Regions from separate parts of the Homo sapiens genome. Here all the other regions are linked to region 3. A link is an interaction called in ENCODE POLR2A ChIA-PET data of the cell type or tissue named here. Cell type or tissue: PC-9. All regions are shown on one strand.

What was found. ChIA-PET counts read pairs that join two places held together with the same protein. Peaks named below come from ENCODE experiments on the same cell type or tissue, not always from the same donor. Only the 100,000 strongest peaks of a DNase experiment are listed, where the experiment ranks them.
Region 1: POLR2A ChIA-PET joins it to region 3 with 8 read pairs; 1 of 35 experiments calls an interaction of 5 or more read pairs at or near these places.
Region 2: POLR2A ChIA-PET joins it to region 3 with 8 read pairs; 5 of 35 experiments call an interaction of 5 or more read pairs at or near these places.

What each region holds. Positions count from the first base shown.
Region 1 is chr17:16,864,165-16,872,164 of GRCh38, reverse strand. LOC124903939 (a long non-coding RNA gene) reads right to left here and starts at 5,441. Exons shown (of 2, transcript XR_007065645.1): 1 at 5,298-5,441; 2 at 1-1,070. RefSeq lists enhancers at 1-683, 796-1,789. In PC-9, no CTCF peak of the experiment used is centred here; a DNase peak (open chromatin) is centred at 7,244; H3K27ac peaks cover 2,938 bases.
Region 2 is chr17:17,125,781-17,133,780 of GRCh38, reverse strand. MPRIP (myosin phosphatase Rho interacting protein) reads right to left here. Exons shown (of 24, transcript NM_001364716.4): 4 at 6,928-7,079; 5 at 2,080-2,164. Among named protein-coding and RNA genes, the nearest start is that of PLD6, 77 kb to the left of the region's middle. RefSeq lists enhancers at 1,664-2,168, 5,299-5,798, 5,799-6,300, 6,765-7,264. In PC-9, no CTCF peak of the experiment used is centred here; a DNase peak (open chromatin) is centred at 4,120.
Region 3 is chr17:17,024,932-17,032,931 of GRCh38, reverse strand. No RefSeq gene overlaps it. Among named protein-coding and RNA genes, the nearest start is that of MPRIP, 14 kb to the left of the region's middle. RefSeq lists an enhancer at 2,994-3,568. In PC-9, CTCF peaks have their summits at 4,698 and 4,898; DNase peaks (open chromatin) are centred at 722 and 4,631; H3K4me3 peaks cover 905 bases; H3K27ac peaks cover 3,491 bases.

The DNA.
Region 1 (8,000 bases), 160 kb after region 3:
GAGGTAGTCCTGTCGCACCCCGTTTCACAGAGGAGGATGTGGAGGTCAGAGTGGCTAAGACAACTGCTCGATGCCACTGGGCACCAGAGGGCAGATGGGGCCTGGGGGACCCTGATCCCACACTCACAGGACCCCTGTCCAGTGCGCTCCTGTGGGTAGATAAAGGCAACGCTGCCTCCAGGACCACCTCCCTCTTGCCCCCGCACCAGCCAGGCATCCTCTGGGCAGGGACCATGGCACCATGACCCCCACCTGTGGCCGGGCCTTCTGGGTCCTCTCCAGGAGGTGTCTTGGCACCACGCTGTGGCATCAGCATCACACACAATGCTGAGATGAAAAGTCTTACGCAGGTGTCTTCGCACACCTGAGCAAACATTTCTACAGGAATAATTCCCCCCAGCAGGATTCTTGGATCAAAGGGAAGCACACATGATTATTCTAGAAGTTGACAGCCATTGTCCAACTGACGCCCTCACCCACAGGGCTCTTTCCCCACATCCTTGGCAATACCGGGTCCTTGTTTTTAAATCCGTGCCGACCCGATGGGCAGAGAGTGGCACCTTGTCATGCTGTCTCCTGCCTGTTTGATCCAGGATTTTGTGGAACGTGGGTTTTGCAGCTGCTGGCACTTCTTCTGCACATTCTCTCTTTGTATCCTTTTCCAGATTGCTATTTCTTTTTAACCTTTTCCAGATTGCTATTTCTTTGGGGCTTTTTTCTTAGTGATTTGTAGGGTGCTTTAAAATAAAATCCTCTGTGACATGGTCTGTAGGTGACAAATATTTCTTCTCAGCTAATTGTTTTACTTTCAGCCATGTTGGTGGGGACTTTGTGATTGTTTTGTTTCTTGTGATTGGTCTTTGGAAGTTGCTCATGTTAGTGTAATCAGATTTGTCATTCTTTTCCTTTGTCATTTCAGAGTTTGTGTCAGGAATTCTTCCCTCTTCAACCCGTTCCTCCGCCTCCCTCCGCAGACCAGCCGGTGTTCTCTCTAGATCTGCCTCTCCCTCCATGCCATGCTCTTGGGCCCTTCATGGTGAAGCCAGGTGGCGGTCCTCCTGCCCCTGCCCCTGAAGGAGAAAGCCCCAAGAACTGCTGTGTTCATGTCCCCTTCCTGGAGCCCCATCTTCACGTGCCCACCTACCTCCTTGACATGCCCGAGCCCCTATCACTTTCCTCTCGCAGCAGACTCAGGTGCAGAGCCCGAGGACTCTGGTCTGACACCGATGGCTTCTTAACTACAATCAGCACACCTGCTGCTCACGACCCCTGGCCAGACCAAGTCACAGCCAGGCCCAGCCCTGGATTCGAGATTGTTATTTCTGCGGAATGGATCATCCAGGCATCTCTGGCTTGTCTCTGGCCCCCCTGCAACCCCCCACCATGCCCCGGGGCTGCTGCTGCTGATGTCTCCTTCCTGCCTACAACGGACCCAGTTCCCCCATGTTCATCGCTGGGGCTGGGCCACCTGCTGCTCCCCCTGGCTCATCCACTGCCCGTTACCAGGCCACACACAGCTCATCAACCTACAGCCACACTTGTCACACGTCCTTGCAGACCACGAGTCCAGAGAAGCACGTGATGCAACCTCTCACACCTGACTCTTACAACCAGCAGGCCACTGGGAGGCTGCTCTCCTTGCCTCTGGGGCGGCAGCAGGGGAAGCAGGAGAATGAACAGCCTCCAAAACTTCTCCTCAGACGGAGCCGCCATGGAGGAACAAAGGGTCATCATCAACAAAGCCCATTTAGTCCAATCAGCCTCCTGCCCAGCAAACCAGGAGGCATGCTCTGCCCTTAGCCAGCATCCCAGGGGCCCGGCCCTGGCAGCCTCTTTGTTATTCCTGACTCCCGGGACCAGGACTCTCAGGGTGCCCATGCCAGGGAGGCCTGCATGGCCGGGAGCAGGTATTTCCTTCTGTGCCCTCTGCGGGCTCAGGAAGACCCCACCCTGCAGGTGGCAGGAAGGGGCTGTGTTGAGCAAGGGGCCCAGCAGCTGGAGTGGGCCTGGGTCTAACTCTTCACTCCTGTTTGCATTGGCAAAGCACCGCAGCTGACACGGGCTGCGGGAGCACCATGCTCAGGGGAGCCGGCGATGGCTGTTTCCCAGCTGCTTTGCAATTTGCTGAGTTCAACACATATGTATTGACTGCCCACCATGTTTTTTGTGCTCACTTGGAAATTCTGCTGAGCGCCTACTATGTGCTAGGCCCTCGTCTGTGTGCTGGGGATATGGCCTGGGGCAAAGGTGTCAGTTCAGCTCCCCTGGGAAGTAGACAACAGGTTGGAGTTAGAGATGCAAGAACTGTGTTAGGAGAAGGAGCTGTAAAGGAGAAAGGGGCGAGGGGCAGAGCAGTCAGGGAGAGCCTGGAGAGCACCAAGCACAATGCTTGTGAAGGAGAGGGGCCACTGGAGAGCTGGGTGGGTGAGCCTCAGCAGGCCCCAGGAGGTCTCTGGAGCAAAGATGGCCAGTAGTGGGGTCCCAGATTGGGCAGGATGATTTGAATATGGTGGAGGACCCTCAAGTAGCTGGAGGCTGTCAGCTGACTGCACTTCTTGCAGAGGCTTCTCTCTTGAAGGCCGACCTGAGAAGAGCACCTCCATGGTGGCCACGGGAGATTAAATGCAGCTGCCATCCTGTGGAGGGGATGGACAGCACACCAAGCAGCAACTGCACCCCCTTCTAGAACAGAGGCCCCAAATGACAGTGCTTCAAGGGAGGTGGGAGCTGGCTGTGCACGGTGGCTCATGCCTGTAATCCCAGAGCTATGGGAGGCCGAGATGGGAGGATCACTTGAGGCCAAGGCCTGCCTGGGCAACATAACGAGACCCCACCTCTACAAAAAATACCAAAAAAAAAAAAAAAAGTTCAGCTGGACATGGGGACATGGTGGCATGTGGCTATAGTTCCAGCTACTCAGGAAGCTGAGGTGGGAGGATTGCTAGAGCCCAGGCTAGGCTGCACTGAGCTATGAGACCCAGTCTAAAAAAAAAAAATTATTAAGCAGGAGGGCAAGCCCTTTTCCATCTTTTCTTAACCCTGCTGTTTAGGATGTGGACATGATGGCGCACTGTCTTGAGCTACATGGATGAGAGAAACACCCTAGGGATGGGAGAGAGGAGGGTGGATCCCTGAATGACTGCATGGAGCAAAGTTGCCACCGCAGCCCTGCCCTGCCCTGCCACCCCTAGACCGTGTCCTGGAGAAATGAACCTCTGTCTTGTTAAAGCCACTATTGTTAGACGTAGCTAAACTAGATCCTAAATACAAACATAGCATAGCATGTTCTTTTTTTTTTTTTTTTCTGAGGCAGAGTCTCACTCTTCGCCCAGGCTGGAGTGCAATGGCGCAATCTCGGCTTACTGCCACCTCCGCCTCCCGGGTTGAAGCAATTCTCCCACCTCAGCCTCCTGAGTAGCTGGGACTACAGGCGCCCACCACCATGTCCAGCTAATTTTTGTATTTTTAGTAGAGAAGGGGTTTCACCACGTTGGCCAGACTGCTCTCGAACTCCTGACCTCAAGTGATCCACCCGTCTCGGCCTCCCAAAGTGCTGGGATTACAGGCATGAGCCACCGCTCCTGGCCAAACATAGTGTGTTCTTTTTGTCCACATAAAACTTACCATCTTGACCATCGTGAAGTGCACAGTTCAGTGGCATTAAGCACATTCGCATTGTTGTGCAACCATTACCACCATCCATCCAAGAACTTTTTGTCTTCCTCAAATTGAAACTCTGTCTCCAATGAACAGTAACTCCCCATTCCCCTTCCCTTAGCTCATATAAGTGGAATCATATAGAGTTTGTCTTTTCATGGCTGGCTTTTTTCACAGAATATTACGTCCTCACTTTCTTCCATATTGTAGCACGTGCCAGAATTTCCTTCCTTTGTAAGACTGAATATTTCATTGTAAGCACAGACCACATTTTGTATATTGATGGCCATTTGGGTGGCTTCCACCTTTTGGTTGTTGTAAAGAATGCTGCTATAGTGAGCCGAGATCACGCCACTGCGCTCCAGCCTAGGCAACAGAGTGAGACTCCGTCTCAAAAAAAAAAAGAATGCTGCTAGAAACATGGGTGAACAAACATCTGTTGGAGACCCTGATCTCAATTATTTTTTGGGTATTTTTTGGTATATACCCAAAAGCGGAATTACTAGATTATATGGTAATTCTGCACAGTGACTTTTCCACTAGTGTTTAACATGGTGTCTTGACAGAATAGCTGTAAGATTACACTGAAAAAGCAGCAGGGGAAGTGCTGTGAAGGCGGCCCATGAGCTTGTAGGAAAGGCGGTCAGCAGCACACCTCCACTGTAATGGGTTTGTTTACCCGCTAGCCTACCAACAGCTGCAGGCCCCTTTCCTGGCCCTGCCCCACATTGCTCCCCACATTAGACCCAGCTTTGCTGCACCTCTGCCCTTCTGCCCCAGCTCCTGCTTGTTACAGGGAAGGGCTGGAGGGCTCTTTATCCAGGTTTGTCATCCAATATGAGCACTCAGTGCACACGGATGGCTTTACCTGGCACTCAGCCAGTGAACTCAGCATCTGCTCCGGCCCTTTAGCACTGAGCTAGGCTATCTACCTTCATAGGCCAATCACAGGTTGTCACAGGTAAATGACCACATGTGGTTTGTGCCTCACTTTCTGACTTTGGAACATAATCCCCTGGTAGGGGTGGGGGAGGGCCATTTTTCTGGAGCTTCCTCCTATTTTCAAGCTTTATCATGCAGAACAAAACCTTCTAAGCAGAAGCCTCAATGTCCTCTTTCTGTGGGTTGCATGTGTCCCCCAAAAGGCGTGTATTCAACACTTAATCCCCAGTGCAATGGTATTGGGAGCTGGGGCCTAATAGGAGGTGTTTAGGTTATGAGGTGCCCACCGTCACGCATGGGTTAATGCTGATTATAAAAGGCCTTGAGACTGTGAGTTTGGTCTCTTACCCTCCTGATTTCCACCATGGGATGAGGCAGCAAGAAGGCCCTCACCAAATGCTGGGCTCAGGCCGGCACCATGCCCTTGGGCTTCCCAGCCTCCAGAATTACGAGCCACATAAATGTCTGATTATTATAAATGACCCAGTCTCAGGTATTCTGTTATAGCAGCACGAAATGGACTCAGACATCTGTCTGCCAGCCCTGCCCTCCTGAGGGCTGGAATGCCGTTCGCCGCACTTCCCAGCCTCTCTACTTTGCCTCACACTGACTTCCCTCCCTGGAACCAGCAGTTCCTGCTTATTTGGGCATTTTCAGATCTTACTGATCTTTCAAGGGCACCTCCTCTGTGAACTTACCTGGGTCCTTCCCAGCTTGGAGGGATCTCACAGCACATGCTACGTTCTACCATCTCTTCTAAAGCACAGTTCCTGGGCCAGAGCCCCAGCATGGCCTGCAGGCTGCAGGAAATGTGAATTCCAAGGCCCCCCTAGACTTCCTGACTCAGAAATTGGTGGTGGAGCCAACAATCTGTGTCTTATTGGCTTAGATAGTTCTAGGTCTACCAGGCTGCCAGGAGGCCTCAATGGCCCGACAATCATGGGGCACGAAGGCAACGCCCGCGAGTCAGCAGCAGGGGGTCCCAGCTGGTCTCCCCAACAGTTCTTCTTCCCTCCTCTTCTTCTTAAAGTGTGGAAAAAGTTACAGCAAAGTACACAAATGTTGGTGTGCAAATCAATGCGTTTTAACAAATGTGTCCACCCCATCATCACACCCCAGATGAAGACGTGGAACATTTCCAGGACCCCAGAAAGCTCCCTGGTGCCTCCTTCCTGTCAATAACCCCATCCCCCACCCACCCCACCAAGAAACCACCACCAGGACTTCTGTCTCCATAGATGACTTTTGCCTGTTTTTGAACTCCATACTGTGCATGCTCTTTTGCGTCTGGATTCTTTTGTCTGACTTTATCTGCGAGATTCATCTAACTTGTTGCATGGAAGAGTCATTTGGTCTTTTCCTCTGCTATGCAATGCAGGAGAACATTTGTTTGATTTTAGTTTATAGAATGCAGTAAGTTTTCTTTTGGTGGACATCAGCACTTGTTTCTCTTGGGTGTCTGACCCTTTCCCATGCTTTCCAACTCTAGCTTCTAAGCTCTCTGAGAGTACAGAGTTTGCCTCTGTCTATCCTGGCCTGACACGCAGGCTCCTCCTGTCAGCATTTACTCAGTCCAAATTGCAACAGGGGCAGGTCCCTGCCAGCTGAGGGAGCTATTCTTCCAGCTCAGCAGGGGGTTGGCCAGTCTTGTCCTCTGGGACAAAGCCCAGCCAGAGTTCTGGGCACTGTGGTTCAGAAGGCCTGAGACACGTGGTTTTACCAGGGCTGGGTACCAAGAACCATGCTTGAGGCTGACGGCATTTCATTGGCAGCGTCTGTGGGGGGCTTGGGGACTCAGCCGTGGGAAGCCTGTTCTGCACACAGCCATGGCGCAAGAAATGCTTTTTCCTGCGACGGTTCAGTGAGAACCATGATGGCAGTGGTGCAGCATCCTCCCAGCTTGGTTTTTAAACATGGGAAGGGCTTCTAAAAAGTCACACAGCTGGTTAATGTTTGAACCAGGGTGGCACAGGTTTGTGCGAAGCAGTGAGTGGAGCTGTCTGAATGCCAGGAGGAGGGTCACCCTGGAGGCGGGTGACACAGGGGTCAGTGCAGGTCAGAGGCAGAGGCTGGGCCCAGATGCCATGCGAGCTCCAGGCCACTTTCCCAGAGAAGTGAGCGGCGGCCAGGCTGCCGGAGGCGGTGTGGCCTCTTCAGGCCCTCACTGGTCCTGATTTTGAGGGGTGACTCATGCCGGCTTGGACATCCACTTCTGGCTCAAGTTGCTCTGGGTTCCTCCACACAGACCAGAGGGATTCCTGCGTCACAGGAATCCAGGAAGGGGTGGGGGGAGTTGCAGGTTGAGAAGACAGAGGTGAGTGGCCCCCGGGCCCCTCCCCTGTTGAGTCACGGGAAGGGAATGGAAATAGTGTGTGCTGAAGCTGAGTCAGGGCCCAGCCTCACCTTCTCGGGACCTCATATGGGCTCTGAGGCGAGAGGCCCACCTGTCCCCCCCTCCTTGCTGCCTCCTCTCCCAAGCATGAGGAGGGCGAGCAGGAAGGATTTAGGTTAGCTCTCAAGAAGGACTTCCTGAATCGCGCCAGGCGACACTGAGAGGCATCTCTCAAAGGAAGTTGTGAAATCTTCCTTGGGATCAATTTGAGGTTTGGTCTGGGTCCAACCAGGTCTATCTTTATGGCTCTAGAATATTTTCAAGTGTTAGACATTCCTTCCTCGACATGACTCAGGGGGCATCCGATGTGTGCCAGGCCTGGTGGCAGGAGCAGGGCCAGCTGAGTGTGGGACATGCCCCACTCTGGGGGTCTTCTCTAGGTCAGCATTACAGCAGCCTTGGAGAAGACGGCTCCCACCCCTTCCGTCCTCCCCTCTCCTGGCTCCCTTGGGCAGCCTGCTCTGCCAGCCACACCACACTCCACTTTCGGATTCCGGAAGGAAACTATGGGTAATAAATAGGACAAAGGGTCAATTTCCTTCCTGTGCAAATCCCAGTAGCATTTGCAGAGTGCCAAGCATGGGAGGGCGCCCTCCTAAGTGCTTTACCTGCCTTCACTCCACCACAGCCCTGTGAGGAAGGTGCTCCCCTTTCACAGAGAAGGAAACTGAGGCTCAGTGAGGTGAGCAGCCTGGCTACAGTGGCACTGCCAGTGAGCAGCTGACCCAGCCTGTGACCTGGGCTGTGGCGCAGCAAACAGCCAGCAAGCACTGGGTGCTTTTCCTGTGCTGGGCCAGCACTTTGCAGGCATCGACTCAATTGAACCCTCACAACCACCACACATTGGTAAGAAAACCACCCTGACAGTCCTGGGAAAATGCACAGTCTTAGTGCTCTGAAGGAAACAAAAAAGGACACATCAGTCATCAAAGAAAACAGAGAGATCCATCTGGAGTGCCTTGAATTGGCAAATGGTTTAATTTTCCTGTATAGGGACGCTGGCCTTGCT
Region 2 (8,000 bases), 100 kb before region 3:
CAGGCCTAGACTCTATTGAGACTCCCGCCCTCAGCTGAAAGGCTGTCTGCTGCTCCCGCAGTGCGATCCTTGGCCCCAACTTCTGGAAGCAGAACCTTCCAGAAGGTCCCACCTGAGTTCCTTAAGGGGAGAAGCTGATTCTTACTGGGCACAACAGGCAGCCAACGCTTCAAGCTCTCCACTGGTTCAATCTGAAACTCTCCCGGGCCAACACTGGGCCATGGAGAAAGAAATATAGGGTCTTGGGTTCTCGCCTCTCCAGGTGCTCTGAAGGTGTGAGGTTTACCCCCAGCCCCACCCTAGGCCATGAGAATGCCTTTAGCATCAGGCTGCATGCAGAGGGGAGGCCTGACCAAAGATCCCATCTCAACCATGGACCCTGCTGCTCCTCTGCAGTGCCCCCACGTCACCCCACAAGACTGACTTGACAAAGAGATGGCCTCTGATTACAATTCAAAGCTTCTGGAAACAAGCAGCCTCAAATGGGATGCTCTCGGGACCAAAGGGTAGAAAGGAGAGACCCCGCAAGGTTGTCTTAGGAGGGGCCTGAGTGCAGAAGGCTAGGAACCCTGTGCTCCAGACTCTAAGAGACCCTCAGTGAAGTGGGTAACCTACCCACCCTGGGATCATGTGGCTCCTTCTACCAACAAAAAAGTTGAAACTTGGTCATGGGTAGCTGTTTTGGGGAGCTGGGTGTCATGAGGGAGGGAGAGCAAGCAAGTTCCCTGGACTGGGCTGAGAGCGGCTTCTGCACTTGGAGTTACCTTATTAGAGGCAGGAGCTCCGCTTCTGCACTGTTTCCAAGGCATCACCATGGAAACGCAGTGTAACCCTAAACGCTGTTATTCTGCCTGTGATTTTTTTGTTTCTCTCCAACTGGGAAGCTTTGGGGGATTTACGTATTAACTGCTGTTCCCCAGCAGGAAGCTCCATTTTCAGTCCCAGGAACCACTCTGTATTTTTCGCTGACTTCTTGCTAGCGACATCTCCTTTCCAGCGGATGTTGGCTTGGGTGTCCCCCACCTGCCTCCCTGACCCCAGGATGGAGGGTGGATGACCATGGGCTGAGAGTGGCCCAGGCTGACTCCATCAGCAGGAGGGCCAATACAGCAGCCCAGGGCAGGTATATCCAAGGGCAGCCCAAGGGGCTGAGGAGAGAAAGGGACCCAGACCAGTGCATGCTCCCTGACCTCTGTAGCCCGTGGGCTGGCTCTCTTCACTTCTGTGGGCCTCTGGCCTTGTGATGCCCAAGGGACCCCCATCCCCACCCTGCTCCCTCTCGGGTGACTATGAGGCTCAGGACTTGGGAAGAGTAGCGTATGGTACAGAGGGAAAGGAATTACATTTACTGAGAACCTATAATAGGTCCAAAACTTCCTTTCATGCTCACAACAATCTTGGCGATTAGGCAGCAACAGGCCTGCTTTGCAAGTTGATTAACTGAGGCTCAAAAAAGGTTACCTCATTCCCCCATGGCCCCAGGAACGTGGGGAGTGTGGTAAGGCGGTGTAGGACCCTTCTATGCCCTAAGCCTTGCACACTGGCCAGGGAGGGAAGGAGGATCATGGCCTGTGGGGAAGGACTGGGCCTTGAGGGACCACCCCAGTCAGCCACGCCCTGCTCAGGTCACATGGGAGTTGCAGCAAGGGCCCCTGTGAGCTCCTTATGGGCCATACCACTCCAGAATTCTCCTCCCCATCCTACTGCATCCGGCTGCCTGCAGGGCCATCTGTGGGTGCAGAGTCCTTTTGACTGTGGCTGCAGGCTGCCCGTGCTGCCCCTCCCCAGCTGCCAGCAGGATAGCGAGGGGAGGGGTCACAGCTGTGTACTGCTAGCTGGCTGGAAACTTCCCTTGGGCAGCCCCAGAGCACACTAGCAGGCCACCCTGTCCCTGTTGTGGTTCCCCTGTGGCTCAGTGAGGATCTTGCAGATTGCAGCCCAAAGCAAGGATGTGCAGAGTTGGTGACTGCCTCAGCCCTGGCCTGACTGTGTCCTCACCCTCTAACCTCAGGGAGCCCTCACTTCTTCCCAAGCCCTGGCTCCACTGAGGGGATGCCATCTGGCAAACCCACTGCCTACCTGTGGTGTGGGGGGCTCCACTTTCCGTTTCTTCTTCTGATTCTGCTTGTTGGTCCGGGGATAGACCATGAGCATCTCCAGCCACCTGGGAAGAGAAAAGGAGACAAGTACCAGGTAAGACCCTGGCACTCGGGGACTAGGAGCCCTGGCCCTTGCCGGGTGGTCCAGGAGTAGAGCAGGGCATTGTCCCCAGTGACAGACTGCTACGCTGGGGCCAGAAGTGCCACAGAGCAAGCCTGGACAATGACCCTGCCACACCCACAGCAGGCTCAGGACACGACACAGACTCCGTGCTGGCAGAGAGGCCTGGCCTGGCCATGGCCTCAGAGCATAGGATGTGTAACTTCCATTACTGACCCTGTCTCCAGGGCCTGGAATTGCCCTAACACTGCTCTCCCAGAGTGGGCTTGGTGAGAGTACAGACGAGCTGTGCCCATTTAGGGCAACAGAGGCAGGTGCTGGCCCTGAGGCCAGAATCTAGGAGCTGTGCTGGTCAAGTTCCCACAATGGGTACTCTTGAGGGACTAGGGTGTGGGGGGTTGCTGAACTCCCACAGTCCCTGCAGAGGGAGGGTGCTGGGCACCCTGGCTTTGAGGAAGGCTGGGCAGAGCTGCCCAGGGACCCATCAGGGATTGTGTGTGGCAAGTTCACTCTGGATAGACACCAGGGGTGCAGCAAGGGAACACAGCAAAAGCAGGCGCTGCCAGCAGGACGACTCTGGATCTGGTTCTGCCACTATCCCAGCACAATCTTGGGTGGCTCCTGGCCCCTTAGGAGCTTCAATCTTCTCATTTCTGAAATCAGGAGCTAGATCAGATCATGGCACAACTACTTCCACCATATAGAATTTTACAACAGACAAAGGAACCAACAGCAGTTGCCTTGCCAGAGCTGCCTGTCAGTCCTGTGGGGGCTAGACGACGGGGGTGGGAGGAGCGGAGGGCAGTGTAGGTCCTGCCTCTGAAGCCCCAGCTCCAGCCCTGGGCCTGGTTGTGCAAGGGCAGCCCTAGTGTCCTCTCCAGAGTGGAAGGAGCCTCAGAAGACACCGCTCCAGGTCTTCTTTCAGCACCAGGGTCCACGCTGGGCCTGCTGGCAGCCTGGGCCCAGGGTTGGGGATGGGGGGGTCTGTACTGCTGTATCCTGCTAGAGATCACACGGGTGCAGCACCCAGCAGCACACTGAGCCTGGGGCAGGAGAAGGGCTCGAGTCTTCTGTGCCCAGAGGTATTTCTTTAATTTGAGGTGGAGAGGAGAGGAGGGGAGGGGGAAAAGGGATAGAGGAGCGAAGAGAGGAAGAGCATGGGGAGGAGGGAGGGAGGGGAGGAGGACAGGAAGAGAGGGAAGGAGAAAATGAAGAAAGGAGGGAAGGAGGGACAAACAGACAAAGGAAGGGTCAGTCACAATCACTGGCTTCTGAGACAGCCTCAGGATGGGTGTGCTGTTGACAGGTGGTGGCGGCAGAGGCCAGGCTTAATGCACGGAACCACAGCAACAGAGCTGAGGGGCCACCCTCAGCCCAGCTCAGCCCACAGCCAGTGATGCTCGATTTGCTGAGAGAATGAATAAACACCTGCAATGCCAGAGATCCAAGCCACAGGTCCTGTGGGTCATTCCTCCACGGCCCCAAAACAAGAAAGGAGGCTGTGACTATCTGCAAAGCCAGCAGACAGGCAGGCCTTCTGAGGGTCCTGAGCCCCTCTCCTCCCTGGTCACACTTCTCATCAAGGCTGGCTGGGAGCAGAGGTCCCAGGAGAGGGCCTCGCTCATACAACCTGGGATGTTCACAAGCCCTATGGGATTAAAGAGGTTTGCCTTTCCAGTCTGCCATGGCAGCTGCCACTTCTTCTGACCACTCTGAGGGACTGTGCCTGCAGAAGGCTGCACTTAAAACTTCACCAAGGTGTGGAGCATGCTGGAGGTGCAGAACCCTGCCAGGTACCCCAGGCCCCTGCAGACTGGCCCAGGTTCCATCAGTCAGCAATGACTAATGGCCTTGCAGGATGGAACCTGGAGGGGAGGGGAGAAGGCTGCACCGCAGGTGCTCTGCTGACTACGTGGAGCTGCTGAGCTCTCCTGGGCTGGCTCCAGCAAGCCTAGGACTCGGGAGGAGTCAGGACAGCAGGTGTCTCATGTGGCCTCAGTCCCATTATGCAACTTAATCTCTGTTCAGACTGCAGTCTGTGGCTGGAGTCGCAGAGATGCAGGGTCCAGGAATAGATGATGGAATGTGTCCTCTGCACTTGGATTTCTCAAGGAAGCCCAATAGGAAGCGTCTAACATCATCCAGATGTGTTATAAATGTTAACAAAACAAACCCCAAGAAGAGAGGAGAGGGGTGTGAATATGGGACTGGTAGGTGCTGGGGCTCCCCGGATAGGGACGGCAGAGCCCGGATGAGTGAGAACAGGGGAGTGGGTAAGGTTAAAAGGCAGGGCAGGGAGAAGGGAAGTCCAGACTTCACCCAGCTGAGAGCACAGAAGAGCTCCCTTGCCAACTCCTACCCAAACCCACCTCGTCTAAAAGAGCTATGTAAAGTGTGGCCCAGAATCCTGGAAGTGGGAACTGGAAAGAGCTGCCAACTTCCTCTACCCAGGCCCAGGAGAGACCCGGCAGCCCACGCAGCTGTCAGGGCTATGCAGAGAAGACCTGGGAAGAAGACTGGGTGGGACTGTCCCCAACCCACCCAGCTCCCAGCTGCCTGGTGGAAGTGTCTGCACCTTCTTAGGGACCAGCTTTGATGTGACCAGAGAGCTCAGACCCAGAATGGCGCTCCAGAGCCTAGGGATGAGGTTACTGGGAAGAGGAGTTATAATGGGAAACAGAGGGAGGCAAGAGAGGGAGCAGAGGAAGGGGGCTGTCAGCGAGGGCAGGAGACAGAGGAATGGGAGAAGGAGGCAAAAGCACTTGTCCCCAGGGTGCATAGGCCACACCTGACTCCCTCACGCAGCTGAGCATCCCAGCTTGTGGGAAGGTGAGGGCGGATCACGAGGTTATGCCACGTGAGAACCTGCCTGTTGGACACGAACTAACGTGGCCCACAACCAGGGCGAGGGGAAGGGGAAGAGCGTCAGGCAGCTTATTCTGGCTTTGGATACGCCACTGAGCCACCACACACGTAGGGCCCAGATGGCATGTGCACCCGGTACCTTGGTCCATTAACGATCTTGTCTACCCAAGCTGCATGGGTATGGCAAGCCTGAATATGCAACAGAAGAGAGCAGAGAAGTGACCCAGGAGAGGGGCTTGGGATGGAGTGAGGACTTCTGGCAGGACTTAAGCTGCCTGCTGGAGGCAGTCCAAATGCTAAACATCACCCTCTCCTAATACCACATGGTACAACACATACCTCTATGTGCTGGTCCTAGAACCAACCCTGCTCCAGACACTCCCCAGCTTGCCCTGGAGACCCAGGACTCCCATCCATCCCACCTGTTACCCACACCCTCCCTGGGACCCAGCTCCTGTGGAAAGGGTGAGGGTTTCCTAGGGAAGCCACCTGGGCAGAGGAAGCCTCGGCTGTGTGCTGCCCGGCCAACAGCAGAAACAGGTGTGAGCCAGAAAGTGCAGAAGGTGCCCCTGGCCAGGCTCCTGTCTCTAGGCCCTGGGTCTCCTCGACTGTACCACGAGGGTTCTTCAGAGGCCCTTGACATTCTTGATCATATGGTTCTGGATTAAGATTGTGGGAGACAGAAGTGCTCCTCCAGCTCGGCTCCAGGTGCTCAGAAATGCAAACCTGCCTCTCTCCAGGGGAGGACTCTAGGGGAGAGCACACCCCCGCAGAGAGCGCCCCCGGGACCCAGCACTGGCTCCTGGACGCCTTGCCATGTGGCCCTGGACTTCCAGCTGTGCTCACTCACCAGGCTTGGCCAGGCTGCAGCTGAGAGGCTAAAGAAAGGCTGGTGCTCCGAGTCATCTGTGTGTTCAAACTCAAGGGCTTCGTATTCCTGATTCCCTCTACTCTGTACTGCTACAGTCAGCCTGGCCCAGCAAGCCCCAGGTTTACTTTCTCCCAGAGCTTCTTAGACTCATGTGCCTCCTTCTCAGCCTTAAGCAAGACAGGGATTCTCGGAGATCCAGTTTGTGAGCTCCTGTCAGGCCCAATGAGCCTGTTCACCTGCACGGACTATGTACGGCTTTTCACCATGGCCCAGGCCATGTGGGTAGCAAAGAATTCCCTGCTAGACTGGGAGCTCTGGGAAGGCAGATGCTGCCCTGGGCTCAGCACTGCGCTCAGGCCCCTGGACTGTGGGCTCTCTCAACCTGAGCCAGTTCGCCACTCTCAGGGGACCTGGGTGAGTGAGACACTTACCCATTCTCTCCACTCACAGAAACCAATCTGTGCAGTGGCAGCAGAGTGGCTCGGGTGTGAGGTGCTGGGGATGTGACTGAGACACCTCCCACCCCCACCACCACTGACAGAGACACACGTGGACACAGCAGATAACCTGGCGCTTTCATAGGTGGTGGAGCCCAGCACCAGCCCTGGAAGGAGGAGCAGCCATCCCAGACTGGGGGAGGGCGTGCCCAGGTCATATGATTCAGGGACTGATCCCCTTCCAGGTGGAGGGGCAGGTGAGTTGGGGGTGTGGTGAGTGCAATGGTGGGGAGGCCCGAGGAGGGTAAGGTGGCCAGAGCAAAGAGGGGCCCCAGAGGCTGCAGGTGGAATGGTGAATGTCCTGATTTCTGCTGTGCTCAGCACACAGCGGTGTTGAGAACAGAGACAGAGCCCAAGAATAGAGGCACACGGGGAAGTAGACAACATCGACACTGCCACAGGGGCAGGCGGCCCATCTGGTGTTGGCCCTGTGGCAGGTGGTGGTGCCTTGTTCCACAGTGCCAGCATACTCACCCACTGACGATCTCCTTGGTCTCCGCCCGGATGAAATGCTCCTTCTCAGGCGTCAGAATACACAGGGAGAACTTCTGGCCCGTGCGGCCCTCCCCATCCACCACATCTGTGCACTGGTTCATGTTGATGGTGCCCTGAGGAAGGGTCGTGGGCTGGAAGAAGGCGGCAGAGAGTCACCCAGAGGCCAGCCAATGGGGCCACAGATGTCGTACAGCCCCAGGCCATTCCTGACCCTCCCAGCCTGTGGGGCCTCTAGGAGTGCTCTCCCTCACTCCAGCCCCAGCTCCTCTTCCTTTGTGCCCATCCCAGGGAGGACAGGGACAGGCCTGGCCTTCTCCAGAGGACACCCAGCTAAACATCCCTCCTACGTGGAGAGCGACATCCCACTTGCACTGGAGGGGATATGCAGGGGAGGACAGGATGGGGACAGCTGCGGTGACAGGGGCAGCTGAGATCCTGGTCTCAGAAGGGCTGCTGATCCCACAGAGAAGCAAGAAAAAGCTCCAGAGGAGGCAGTTTCAAAATAGCAGGGTTATTTTTAGAGGCAAGGAGGGGGCCAGAGAGAAGCCACATCCTTGAGAGCAGGCTGTGGGGTGGGTGCACTGTGCCTTCTTTAGAGGCGGCCAAGGAGCACGCCCGGCAGCCTGGCCCACGGCACCTTCCCAGGGCCATAGCAGAGCCCAGCAAAGGCTGCCACACCAGCTCTGGCATGGCAAACAGTAACTTTTTTTCTTACAGCAAAAACTGTTACACACTGAAATTAGGGACAGAAAACCAAAAGCAGGAAAGGATGCCTTTAAGAAATCCCTACTGAGGCAAAGGGCTAGGCAAGAGGACCTTTATGGAGATGACTTGTTTAGCCCTGTACCCTCTGGCCTCTTTCTTACTCTCCCAACGTAAGGATGCTTTGGGAGAGCAGATGGGTTGCCATGGTTACCACCACACCAGGGGTGCCCCTGTCCTTAACACACTCCACACTGACTCCACCCCACTAATGGACAGCTGCTGGCTTCTCCACTGAGCACCCCCAACAGCCCACCATTTCCTTGTTCTCATTCTTGAAGAAGCAGAAG
Region 3 (8,000 bases):
TACATGTGCATACACACAGGGACACAGGGCTGCATATGTATGCGTATGTGCGTATCTAGCCATTCATGAACAATGTTTGTGTACTTTTTAAATTTTTTTTTTCTTAGGATAAATTCATGGGTTGGGATTGCTAAGTCAAAAGATAAACACATTGGTAAGGCTCTTGATAAGTATCACTAAACAAAGAGCCAAGAAAGTTGTAGTAATCTGCTCTCTGGATTGACATGTTTTTCTTTTTCAGGACATGCAGGGAAGCATGTAGTTCCAGGGTTGCACACTCAGAGGCCTCTAGGGCCAGGCAGGTGGCAGCAGTGGCCTCAGTGATCTGGGGTGTCCATGCTCCTACAACAGGCAGCAGCTCCATGGCCTCGGTCGTAGCCGTCTGTCCTACAGGATTTGGGCCTGGTCGTGATCGATCTTTTAATTTTCCAAAAGAAATCAGAAATCGAGGTTGTTACACAAATTGTCAGGGCCTACTCAGCTGTGGGGAGGGGGCCTTCAGGGTCCCACAGCCAAGAAGAAGAGGCCTGGGACTCAAGAGGCAGGCAACACAGGCCACAGGCTGGGCTGTCCCTGCCCTGGCCCCACCATCTGCACCAAGCCTGGAGGACGGCCAGCTGGCCGGGGCAGGGAGAGGCGGCAGCTCTTCCGGCCTGCGTGCCTGCGTGTGGCCAGGCTGGGGAGTGGAGGTTTGCTCAGAGTCCACAGGAATGGGGGCTGACACTTCTAGTTCACCATATCACTTCAGGGGCTGTGACTCGTGGGTGTGTGTAAGAGTCATTGATATATCATCTCCTTATGTGTCTGTGTCTGTGCATGTCCAGAGGGTGGTCTGGCTATCTCTGAGGGTGTTTCTGGGAATGACCATGTTATGTGTCTACATGCATGTTGGCCTGTTTATCTGGGGGTCTGACCTGCATCTCTGACTTGTGAATATGTGTGTGAATTGTACAGATGCATCCATCTTTGCATGTCATATGATCTGTGAGATGATGGTACATATTTATGTGTGTTTGTGGGCAACTGGGCTATCTGGCTGGCCCCACTGCATATATATCTGGGCTTCTATGTGATTGTCTGTGAGTGTCATTGTGTGTGTGTATTCTGTCTGATTGAGCTGTATATGTTTGCATGTCTGTTTTATATATGCAGGTCCATGTGTCCATATCTATGTGCATGTTTGGGCTTGGCAAGTTGCCTCATACCTATAATCCCAGCACTTTGGGAGGCTGAGGCAGGAGGATCGCTTGAGGCCAGGAGTTTGAGACCAACCCGGACAGCATGGTGAGACCTCATCTCTACAAAAAAATTAAAAATTAGCTGGGCATGGTGGCACACACCTGTAGGCCCAGCTACTTGAAAGACTGAGGCGGGGGGATCGCTTGAGCCCAGGAAATTGAGGCTGCAGTGAGCTAGGATGGCATGACTGCACTCCAGGCTGGGCGACAGAGTGAGAACTTGTCTCTAAAAATAAAATAAAAATAATAAATAGAATAAGGTAAGTGCAGTCTGTGCCTATGCCTCTGCACAAGTGCGTGTCAGCATGCATAGTTGTGTGTTGTGTCCGGCTGAGTAGGCACATGTGCATGCGTGTGAGTGTTGGATGCTGGGGCAGTCAGGGTTCGAGTCACTGACAGTCAGCACCCACTCCTCACTTCCTCATGCCTGGTTCCTACAGGTCCCCACAAGAAGCATGTAGGGCCCAAGCACCCCCTGCCACCTCTGAACCCCAAGCACAGGCACGAGAAGGTAAGGGTGGCCGACTGCAGGGCCCAGGCTTGGAGGACCCTGGAGCCGACTCCTGGTGCATGTACCACGACTGCCAGCCTGCCTTGGCCTGGCTCCTGGGAAACACTTGCCCTTGGCCAACTGGAGAGCTGTCGATTTGGGACACAGCCCCACAGTGGCCACCACTTTATCCCACCCTCAAATACTTCCTAAGGCCATTTGTTGCTAGGAGACGGGTACAGGCAGCCTGCTTTGATGGCTCTCTAGACACAGGCTCCAGGGACAGGAAGCCTGTCTGGCCCCTTTCCTATGAAGTGGCTGGGGAGACTGGGGGTGGGCATCGGGGATGAAGGATAGACGGGGCAGCTTGGACAGAGTAAGCAGCAGGAAGTCTCAGAGCCTTAGGAGCAGAGGGGCCCTGGTACCCCTTGGTCAGGATGCTGAGCCCAGAGAGGGCAAGATCCTGACTTAGGTCACACAGCAACAATCCCCGGCAGAACTAGCATTCCTTTTGGAGAAATTCAGAGTTCATGGCCCCAGGAGTCATTCATTCACTCATGCATGCATTCATTCATTCATTCATTCATTCATTCATTCATTCAGCAATTACATATTAAGCATCTACTATACGCCAGGCCCACTACTAAGCCCCGGCATACAGCAGTGGAAAAGACGGAGGCAATCCTCACCTCACAAAGCTGATACTCTCGTCAGAGAGACAGAAAACAAGTGAAGTTAAGATCACGTCACTTTGTGCTAAGGGCTAGTAAATAAAATTACACCATGTAGAACATTGGAGTCGCTCTGTCCAAATGGTGGCCACTAGCCCCATGTGGCTATATGAGTTTCAAGTAATTGGAGTAATTGAAAATTAAGAGTCCAGTTCTTCCATTGCAGTAGCCGCATTTCAGGGGCTTGTTAGCCACACGGGGCCGGTAGCTTCTGACAGAGGCTGGTGACAGTGGACAAAGAGCACTTCCATCACAGAAGGAGCTGCCGGACAGGGCTGGTGTGGGGAGTGGACAGAAGGCTGGGGGCCAGATGGCCGAGGACAGCGACATCTAGGCTGTCCTGCTGAGAAGGGGCGGCCACATGGTGATGCACCCGGGGGACAGGACAGCAGGTGCAATGCTGGCCAGGTGGGGATGTGCTTGGTGTGTTCAAGGGACAGAAAGGACAGAGGCAGTGAGGGGAGAGGAGAGAGAGGTGGGGTTGGGGAGGTCAGCGGGGGTCTCTGGGGCCTGGGTAAGGAGTTTCTGCTTTATGTGGAGGGCGTCAGGAAGCCATGGGGGGAGGGGTTAAGCAGGAGAGTGGCATGGTTTTAACAATATATGGAGAATGGATTTGTGGGGGCAAGAGTGGAAGGAAGGAGCCCTAGGGAGGAGGCTGTTGTGTCACAGAGAGGAAGGTGACTGAGACCTGGGTGATATGGGAGTGGGGGTTGGGCAACAGCCATCATAGCCCAAGCCTCAGGGTTATGGATCCAGCTGTGCCTGAAGCTACGGCTTGCTTGACACCCCCTCTACCTCCTTCCTCCTCTTGGTTGCTGGGCACTGACTTGAACACCCCTCATTACTACCACCCACCTATCCCCTCCCTCACAAAACCCCCGACTGTCTCTCCTCCTATCCCTGTGCGGAGCACTCAGACGGGACCTAGGCTTCCCTCAGTGCCCTGGGTCCAGTTTCTTTTGCCGGGCTTTGCCCCTCTCATCGCATCCCAGGGTTGATAAGCTAGCCCTGTCTAGTCACATTGAGGTCCTGGGAAAATACCTTAGGCCACCTGGTGTTTCACTGACTTTCCCCACCAGGACGCTTTCCTGGAGCTGTGAGCAGGATGCAGGAGGAATCAGCTGGCTCTGGGTCTGGGGGGTGGGAGTGACTAAAAGAGAAGGCTCAGCTTCAGTTGCAAAGTCCCCCAGAGGGACTTTGGTTTGTTTACGGGAAGAACTTCCCCTCTATAAAAGGGCCGATGTCATCCTTGTGCATTCGTGCATTCACAGTGGAGGGGATCCCCTAGGACCCTAAAAATGAGGTGGAAAGCCTTCTCCCTAGGGCAGGCGTCCAGAGGCCGGCTCTGCTTCTCAAACGCTGGGCACTCATTCCTCCTCAGGATCTTTGCAGCTGCAGTTCCCTCTGCCTGGAATGCTGTTCCCCTAAGACCCCAGGTGGCGTCTCCATCTGGCTGCCAAGTCTCCTCCTGAGCGATTATGCGGATTACCTGATGAGCACGGCTTCCTCCTTGGAAGCACCTTGTTTTGTCTCCGGTACTAGAACGCCAGCTCCACAAGGGCAGGGCGGTTGTTGATCTTGTTTTTCTCTGTCCCCTCCTGTCTGACACTATGCCTGGCATATGGTGGATGTTCCCAGGAGGTTTCTGGAATGAGCAGATGTCTGGGGTGAGTGTGGGCAGGTGGCTGCCATGCATACAGAGCCTGCCAGGCCCCAGGGGGCTCAGACTCACCCTCTGACTGCACCCTCCCAATGGGGATCAGGACTTTGAGGCTTGGAGAGGTGAGGTCACTCACCCGAGGTTGCACAGGCAGTATGTGGTGGGCCTGGTCTGGAGAGGCCTGGAGGGGACTTGGGGGTGTTGGAGGCTGGGCCACGGCCTGGGGACACACTGCCTTTCCACATGACAGCTCTCCATCCGTCCACAGCCCCTGCTTCCCCTGCCAAGTCGCACCTGGGGCTTCCCTGGCCACCTTGGGTCCTCAGGTACAATTGCACTGCAGGGCACTGGCCTGTGGCACACAGCAGCAGGCCCTGCAGCCCAGATTCACACAGCAAGCGAATGAGGCATAGCTGAAAACCGTGCACATGGTGGCCTCAGTCCACACAGGGTGGACCCAGCCCTGGACAGGCATGTGGCTCCACCCAACACTGAGCAGGCAGCCCTGCCTCCTGAGTGCACCTGCCACGCCCAGGGCTTACGTCAGCTGGGGGGACTGGGGCAGCCTCTCTGAAGAATGCAGCTCATTGTCAGCGATGGGGCAGGATTCCTTCGCAATGGCCACACCCAGAGGCAAGTCTGTCCAGGCGGACAAGGGCAGCTGAGTGAGGCGCCCTAGGAAGTCTGACCCCCTCTGCCCTGTGATGGTCCAGCAGCTCCAGGAAAAAGGACCAGAGTACCCATTGCCACCTGACCTTGCAACCACACACACGTGTGACTTTTATAATGAGAGAAAAAAAAAAACATGTTATAAAAACAACTTCTGTATGACTTGCCCAATGCCAGGATTATTCTAAGCATGGACTCTTTTTTTCATTAATTTTAAAAAAATGTTTGAGATGAGATCGTGTTCTGTCACCCAAGCTGGAGGGCAGTGGTGTGATCATAGCTCACAGTATCTTGGAACGTCCAGACTCAAGGGATCCTCCTGCCTCAGCCTCCTAAAGTTCTGGGATTACAGGTCTGAGCCACCACACCCGGTTTAAGCTCATATCTTGATCCTCACAACAACTGTCTGAGGAGGAAGTATTATCCTTACTCACACTTTGTAGTTGGGGAAACTGAGATCTGGGTAACTGGCCCACGTTCACACAGCCAGGAAGTGGGGGGCCAGGATTCACACCCAGTGTGGCCCAGTGTCCTCCTGGCTCCTGAGCAGCACCGCACACAGCTTTCAGAATCGTGCACACAGCCATCACTCTGGAACCATAGGGTAGGGCTGAGAAAACTGGGCATGAGGGTTGAGTTCCACCTACCCGTCCACACGCCTGGTCCAGAATTTGCTCAAGATCTTTATTGAACAGACGACACCACATACCATGATGGCAAAAAGGCCAGGCTCTGGTTGAATTTCAAGAACAGGCAAAGGCAGGTGTGGCAGCTCACGCTGGTAATCCCAGCACTTTGAGAGGCTGGGGTGAAAGGATCTCCTGAGCCCAGGAGACCAGCCTGGGCAACATGGAAAAACCCTGCCTCTAAAAAAATACAAAGATTAGCTGGGTGTGATTGTGAGCCCCTTGTAGTCCTAGCTACTTGGGAGGCTGAGGTGGGAGGATCACTTGAGCTGGGGAGGTTGAGGCTGCAGTGAGCAGTGATGGCACCACTGCACTCCAGCCTTGGCAACAGAGTGAGACCCCATCTCAAAAAATAAAGAAATATATACATACATATATAAATAAATAAATGCTGGCTGGGTCCAGTGGCTCACGCCTGTAATCCCAGCACTTTGGGAGGCTGAGATGGGTGGATCACAAGGTCAGGAGTTCAAGACCAGCCTGGCCAACATGGTGAAACCCCCTTCTCTACTAAAAATACAAAAATTAGCTGGGCATGGTGGCACACCCCTGTAATCCCAGCTGCTCTGGAGGTTGAGGCAGGAGAATCGCTTGAACCTGGGAGGCGGAGGTTGCAGTAAGCCAAGATTGCGCCACTGTGCTCCAGCCTGGGAGACAGAGAGAGACTCTATCTCAAAAAAATTAATTAATTAAAAATAAATAAATAAATGTTATTGTGTATATTTAAGGTATAAAAGCTATATTATATATAAAGATAGTAAAAGTATAACTATAATGAAACAAATGAACAGATCCATCATCTGAGATATTAACAGTGAACCGTAGTTTTGCTTTTGTGGCAGGAGCAGCTAAAATCTACTTAACATGAATCCCATGCACTGTGCAACTTTCTTACCTGTGGTTCCCATGCTGTACATTAGATCTCTAGGCTTGTTTTGTTCTTTGTGTGTATTTGACTTGTTTTCTTTGATTCCACACATAATTTCCTCTTCTTTTTTTTTTTTTGAGACGGAGCCTCGTTCTGTGGCCCAGGTTTAGTGCAGTAGCGCAATCTCGGCTCTCGGCTCACTGCAACCTCCGTCTCCCTGGTTCAAGTGATTCTCATGTCTCAGCTTCCGAGTAGCTGGGACTACAGGTGTGTGCTGCCACACCTGGCTAAGTTTTGTACTTTTAGTAGAGATGGGGTTTCACCATGTTGGCCAGGCTGGTCTCAAATGCCTGACCTCAAGGGACCCTCCCACCTCGGCCTCCCAAAGTGCTGGGCTTACAGGTGTGAGCCACTGTGCCCGGCCTAATTTTTTTTAATGAATAAGAAATGCAGGCTCTGGAACCTGGCTTAAATCTCTGCTACTTTTGGCTGGGTGACCTTGGTTTCTCTGCTTCCGTTTCATCATGTGTATGTTTGGGGGTGATCCTACTACTGTAACAACAATGGATTATCCAGAGCAGAAATGAGGTGCCAAGCACCCAGCGCCGTGCCTGGCACATAGGAAGTGTCAATGAATTGGTACCAATGATTGATAGTGAGATTTACACCATGAGCCACGAGACATTTACCTACAAATATTAGCCAAGCACTGCGTGTGCCAGACCCTGGGCTGGGCTCTGGGTATAAAGCAGGAAACAGAACAGACCCAGCCCCTTTGCTCAGGGAGCTGACATTCTAGCGCCTTTGCTGTCAGCAACAGCTCACTGTGACTTGCCCACAGCTGCACAGCTAGAAGTGCTTCAGGGGACCCAAGCCTGACCCCTCTGTGGGGGAAGCATATGCTTTTGCTGCCTGTGCTTGGGGTATTCCTGAGGTCCTGACAGACAGTCCCTGCCCAGCCCAGGGATCCTGTGCCTGTCACCTCCAGAGAGGTGGGACAGAAATCCCGGGAGCTCAGAGCAATAAGGGCTGTGAGTTAGTGAGTGACACCCACTACTGGGCTCCAGGAGGGAGAGTACAGGGTGCTGTGCCTCTCTGCAGGGTCTCCAGGGGAGCCAGGCCCACAGCAAGGCCCCACTCACTAACATAGGTCACTTTGGCCTCCCTCCCTCAGGTCTACCTCCTCCCTCCTCTATTGGTGTTTCCTGGGACCATATGTCCCCCAAAACAACTTGTCCCCAACCCTATGTCAGAGCCTGCTTTTGAGGGTGCCCCTTAACAGAGCCAGCCATGGGCCATGTGGGGTGATATATCAGAGGGGGTGGGGATGCCCCTGGCCAGGGGTGTGGGCCCGGCTGCCCTCTGGGACAGCTAGACAGGAGCCCTGTTCTTTCTCAGGAAGGTTCTGCAGAGAGCAAGTGGTCTGGCTGTGGATTCAGTCAGCTCCTGGCTTTTGGAGATACTCCTGGCTGCTCTCCCAACCCTGAGTCCCTCGGGAGGCCATGGTCACCGAAGGGAGGGGGCTGGCTTTCAGCAGGACCATGTGGTTGGCCCTGACCCAAGGGAGAGGGGCCTACCCATGTGGGGCATGGGGGATGGAGTCAAGTACTTCCCAACAAGCCTGGCTGGAGCCCTGCTCGAGGAATGGGGTGCCTCAG